Regions from separate parts of the Mus musculus genome. Here region 1 is linked to region 2. The links are chromatin loops, found by intact Hi-C in ENCODE. Cell type or tissue: left cerebral cortex. All regions are shown on one strand. Links, peaks and the distances in the headings refer to the core of each region. The heading gives the core; the rest is flanking DNA.

What was found. Hi-C counts contacts between places; a loop is a spot of excess contacts. Peaks named below come from ENCODE experiments on the same cell type or tissue, not always from the same donor. Only the 100,000 strongest peaks of a DNase experiment are listed, where the experiment ranks them.
Region 1: a loop joins it to region 2, with 8 times the contacts of the local background. A loop is called at or near these places in 1 of 42 quality-filtered maps.

Annotation. Positions count from the first base shown.
Region 1 is chr10:34,205,548-34,208,454 of GRCm38, reverse strand. It overlaps Dse (dermatan sulfate epimerase), which reads left to right and starts at 1,220. Exons shown (of 6, transcript NM_172508.3): 1 at 1,220-1,375. In left cerebral cortex, for the core only: a CTCF peak has its summit at 1,671; DNase peaks (open chromatin) are centred at 448, 808, 1,277 and 1,533; H3K4me3 peaks cover 1,606 bases; H3K27ac peaks cover 1,395 bases.
Region 2 is chr10:34,018,024-34,020,930 of GRCm38, reverse strand. It overlaps Rwdd1 (RWD domain containing 1), which reads left to right and starts at 1,315. Exons shown (of 7, transcript NM_025614.3): 1 at 1,315-1,565. The coding sequence starts at 1,493. In left cerebral cortex, for the core only: a CTCF peak has its summit at 1,418; DNase peaks (open chromatin) are centred at 1,212, 1,766 and 1,957; H3K4me3 peaks cover 2,415 bases; H3K27ac peaks cover 1,452 bases.

The sequences.
Region 1 (2,907 bases), core at 169-2,668, 190 kb before region 2:
CAAATATCAGGAAGTTAACGCAAATTAGTGATTTATCTGAGTTAGCATTTAAAAGCCTAACAGTAGTATTTCTTTTCTTTTTTTTCTTTTTTTTTTTTTTAATCCGTGGTGAGGAGCCACTTTTGATTGCAAAATCTGTAACTTTTCCTAATAGTGTGGTTGCCTGGAAGCGCCCTTGGGTCTCCATAGTCTGTCAGAACTCCGAGCAATTGTTAGCAAACAGGGTTGAGTAAAACCGCCCATTCTTACGAACGGGTAAGTGTCTCTCGAAAAGCTGCCTTTTCATAGAATCTAGTAGGTTAATTCTCTTTAACTCTGAGGAAGGAGATCCAACCCTGGACCGGTTAGAGTTTGTATTGGATGGCTACATTTCATTGAAAGAATAAACAAAAGTTGGGTGCATATCTCTCTCACGCGCGCGCGTACACACACAAACACACACACACACACACACACACACACACACACACACACACACACACACACACGAAATAAGATAAAGTTTCCTTTGTGAACTGCAAACTCTAAAGGATCTTCCCCCAATCCTTTATCTTTGCTGATTAAAATCAGTTCAGCTTACAGGGTTCCTTGCGGTAGGATTCCCTGTATTTTGCAACTCCATTCTAGGCGACAACTGCTTCGGATTAGGTGGATTTTCCCCTTTCTCTTTGAGAGTAAAACTGATTCAGGAAAGGGGGGAAGGGAGGGAGGCGTCGGGAGTGTAACTATTTTGGAGCCTGGAGAGGGGGTTGGCCGCTAGCTTTGGTAGTGGGATTCTTTAAATTCTCGGCTTTCCTCTTCCAGCGCTTTAAAAAACGAATCGGCCCCTCCTCCCCCGGCCTCCAGAAATTATCTTTCCTTTGGGTGAGATTCCAGAGTGGAACTTGAAGCTCTTGGGTCAGGAGAAATCAGAGCTGTAGGAACCAAAGCGGCGGGGCGGGGCGGGGCAGGGCAGGGCAGGGTGCTTGGGGTTCTGTGGGGTCCTGTGGTGTCTTGTGGGGTCCGGGCCGCAGCGACCGGAAGGCAGAGCCTCGCGTGGAGCCGTGATCTGGGGCGCCGGAGGAGAGCCCGTGCGGAGGTCCGGATTGGGCTGGGCGGGGGTCCCGCTCTCCCCCTCCCCATCCTCGCCTCCCGGGCTCTGCTGACGTTGCGGCTTCCTCCGCCCCAGGCAGAGCCCTGCCGCGGCCCACCCCCCTCTCTCCGCCGACGGTCTCCGCCCAGTCCGCACGGCGGCTAGAGGCTGCAGCGGCGCACCCCGGGCGCAGCGCCCTGAGCTCGGATGGCTCGGCGCGCAAGCTGAGGGCCCGACTCCAGGGGTCCGGAGTCCCGGCGCCCCACGGGGACGCAGAGAGAGGACGCCCGGGAGGACGGAGCGGTGAGTGATGGGCTGGGTTGGGCGCTGCTCTGGGCCACGCTCCAGGAAGCTACCCTCCTGTGGCTCCATGGGTCTACACTGGACCGGTCCCTACGGACCAGCTTGAGCCACGTCCCCCGCTGCGCGTCGATTTCCCTGTGGACTGAGCATCTCGGGCCAGCTCTGCTGGCTCCGTGATCTCCTACCCGGGTACCCAGCTCAGACAGCAGCACCGAGATCAGGAGCGAATGGCGGGGACTGGACGTGCTCCCGAGTTTCCAGAGGTTTGGAGATAGCACACCCTTGCGTTCCCTTCCTATGCTACACCAGTTATCTAGGGATGGTAGTGGTCGTGTGCTCCCATGCTGGTTGTGCCTGTGCGACCTCCGGACCGCCAACGCCCAGAAAGCTGCTTCTGAGTCACCCCCAGCCACAGGATTCCAGCGCCCCTGCACTCCAACACCCCAGAGTGATTGGGCAACCTCAACCCGAGGCCGCCTGGGCCAATCGGGGGCCCGGCAGGCGGGCTTGACTCGGGCTGGGGAGCACTGTAAGCGATGCCACATGGGCTCAGAATCTGTCGAGGCTGGATCTGAGCTAACTTTGTGAACTGAGAACTTTCTCATCTCTCCTTTGAGGCAACAGCCTCCGTTTAGGCCAGCTGGCATTCATAACCTAATCCTTTGCTTCCAATGCAAGAGGCCGGCCTCTTTCACCTGGAATTCTTTAGGTCAGGAACTGACACGTTGGTTTCTAGAGATTTTCTAGTGGATTCTTGAAAACATTTGGTGTTTATTGCTGCTTAATCAACAATATCTTAAGGAAGGTAGAATCTTCTAGAAATATTTTCATATTCTTTCACATTACAGAATTTTCACTTTTACTAATTGTCTTTTCAGCTTTTACATCTTCTTAATAAATGATAGTACTAGTGAAGTTAAAAAAAAGATTCATTAGTGTCACTTCAAAATTATGTGTCTGTCTGGGAGTATATGCACAGGACTATAGACAGGTGCCTGCAGAGGTCAGAAGAACATTAGATGTGTTAGTATGGTAGCTACACTCTGAGCATCCTAATGTGGGTGCTGGGAAATGAACTCTGGTCCTGGACAAGAGCAGTACCAGTTCTTGACCACTGAGCCATCTCTACCCCTTATGAAACCAAAATTTTGTAGAAGATTTTGGACTATACTACTAGAGAGAACTACAAAATGTAACGTGCATGGGAAAAATAAAACAGGATTACCCTATTATTTGTTCACACATTACTATTTTCCTTTAATCCTGTACAAATGTGGTCTTTTTGGGGGGGGGGTAGTAAATTCTATTCTACTGAAAAGGGAGAAAATTTTGGATTTAACATGTGTTTACTATAGTGACACTCCTTGAGGGCTTAACCAAAAGCATGAGTGTGGGTTACTAGGACAGGGAGTGGGTACACGAGATACAGCCCCTGCTTTCTTGGAGTGTCTTTGGCTGTAGAAAGAGGAATATGAGACTAAGCAATATGGAGGACTTGAATGTCGGCAGAGTCCTTTAGTCATTATCAGAAC
Region 2 (2,907 bases), core at 272-2,771:
CTAGAAGTCTATTCTGGTAACTAATCATCGGAATTCCTTTGAATAAACAAATATGCAGCTTATATCTGAAATGCTACCTCATCTCAGAAGTTTCCTTTTCTCCCCTTTAAAGTTTAAAAGAAGGCAAAAAGCAACCCTTAATCTATTTAAAACAAGAAACCATAATACTTTTGACATAATGCATTTCCTTTACTGTAAGTAAGGAATACTTGCTAATTAAACACAAAACAAAAAACTCTTTCTGTGTAACTGGAGCACTGTGGCTCACACCTACAATCTCAGCACCACTGAGGCCAGGGTAGGGGTAACACGAGTTCTGGCAATCCTGGCTAGTAAGCAAGATACAAGCAAGCAACAGCAACAATCACCACAAAGCCAAAGCCAAAAAAGCCCATCTATGGAACCTGCATAATACAAGTAAAGCCAGCTTTAATACACAAGGAAGGTAGAGAAATTTGGGGAAACATTTTTAGTATGTTTGGGGTATTCTTCCCGAGGTACATTTCCCCACATTTTGTTTAGGCTAGTACGTGTTCCTTTATTATAAACAAATATAAACCAAGTAACTATTTAGTGTTCATTAAAAAAGAAGACATATTTATCTGTTTTCTTAGTTTTGCCGTTACGGCATTTGACATTTTGGTTGTAGTGATAGACTTGAAGCTGTCAAATCTATCAGCAGAAGTAGAGCTAAATCAAAGGTATTATTTTCCGGTATCTTATTGTAGTTTTGGCAAAGTCAAATCTGTCACTAAGATCCGCCCCTTTATCTGTTCGCTGAAATAACAACTGAACAAGTCTTTAGGTCAATTTTTCCGCCTCACTTATTTCACAACTTTAAAGTGAGGTGCAAGAACCTCTGGTTCGACTTTCAGCCTTCCTCCCGGGTTCCTCCTGGGACAGACCTCTGGACGAACCCCGACCCCAAGTCCCAGCTCGGCTTCCAGGAGTCTGCACAGATCAGGCCATTGAAAGTTCCAAGAAGCCGGGCTGGCTGTCGCCCACAGGCTGCTCTGGGCGACAAACGTGGTTTAGGAACGCGGAAAAGCGGAAGCCCTTGGACCTCCGCGCCCCGCCCTCGGCGCCACTACCACGCCCTGCGCGAGACTCAGACCAGACACATCGAGCGCAGAATGGCGATGCCTCTCTGCCAGGCGTCTCCATCAGAAGCCAGCAAAGCCCAGCAGCGGGCAGTAGCTGTCCTTCCCGAACGCCGGGCGGGCTGCGGTCACCCCCCAGCCAATCCCGAGCCGTCGCAGACAGGCAGCGAATCGGCGGCCGGCATTCCAGGCGCGATGAGTCGAACTCCGACGCGGGGATCGGGCGGCCCGCGGAGCCGGGGCTGTTTCTCAGCAATCCGTGCCAGGCGTGGCTCCAGGCCTTTCCACTCCGACTCTGCGCGTGCGCCCGCCCGGCAGCCGGCGGCCGCGGTGTCCGCTGCAGCCCGCCGCCAGGGAGTCGCGCCGATGCACGGGCAACAACGCGGGCCACGATGACAGATTACGGCGAGGAACAACGCAACGAGTTGGAGGCTCTGGAGTCCATCTACCCCGACTCCTTCACAGGTGACTTTGGCGGCCTCCTGCTCCGGGGCGGAGGCCGGGGCCCCGCGGCCCTTCCTGCCGCTCTCCAGACAGTTTCCAGCACTCGCCTGCTTCCTTCCCCACTGTCCTGAAATCCGAAGGTCCGGGTGGCTCTGCGGAGGCCCTGGAATTGGTCCTGACCGCTTTGGTTTCGCGTAACCTCCGTCATCCGAGATTCACTGAAGCACGCGGGGGGTGGGGGGAACTAGCAGTGCGATGAGTTTCTCCAGAGCCGCTTAATGTCCCCCCTTTACCTCCTATTTTAAGCTCTGGTGAAGTAGCAGCTGTTTTCCCTGCTGAGAAGATTGGGATGCTGGCTTTTGAGAGCAGCACACTCGGGGATGTCTTATTCTCTCTATAAGAGTGATCAGGCATTCTGCAGAATGCCTGATGAACGATGTGGTCGCTGTGGTTCTTAGGTATCTTAGACGTCGTCGAGGTTCTGGAGGCCCAGGGAAGGCAAGTGGCTTGTGCTCTCCCTCCTCCAGCCAGAGGTCCTTAGTTCTTACATCCTGAAGACTTCGGTTAAGGATTCAGCCTCAGCTTAGATGTAGGAAGAGCTGATTGGGTCTAAGGGAAAGCATCCGTCAGGAAATTCATTAGTAGAATCTTTCCTTGTGAGTCTGTTTCCATGGAAAACCTATCTATGGGTCTTCTCAAATTAGGGAAGCACTCAAGGTAAAGTCAGTATGAACGTAGGCTGGGGATTGATGGGATTTACATTCCACAACCCTTCCTCCAAGTGTTGTCAAGTATTACTTAGTGTCTGAATTAAGAACCCAAGGCATATTACTTTAAATCCTAAACCATCCCTTTCATTGCTTAGCTTAGTTTTCTTTCTTGGCTTCACTTTTTGACCAACTTTTTGCAATGGAAGCAAATTTTGTTCTGCTTTGCCAACAGGCAGATGTCTCTCAGCTACTCCTGTGTAGCTCCAGTCGAGTTCATGTTCTCTCGCACCAGCAATACAGCTGTGTTGCGGATGTTAAGGGATGAGTGAAGAGGGGGTTGAGAGTGTCATTACCTGGGTGAGTGTATGTGTGGAGTCTGGCTTCCTTCTCTATCCTTGCTTATATGTCAGTGTCAAACTAAAATAAAGCGCTAGTGTCAGTTGTCCGATATAGTCTGAATTACGATGTTTAGACCTTTCTAGCACGTTAGAAATATAATAGGCATGAACCCTTTGTAGGCAGAAACAAAAATGCATGAGGCATACAGTATTTTTAACTTGTCTTAAATATTAGGTTATCCTTCACTAAGTTCCGCGCATGTGTGTCTTACAATGGCACATTTTTTATGTCTTAAAGCAGTATTGTATTGAATT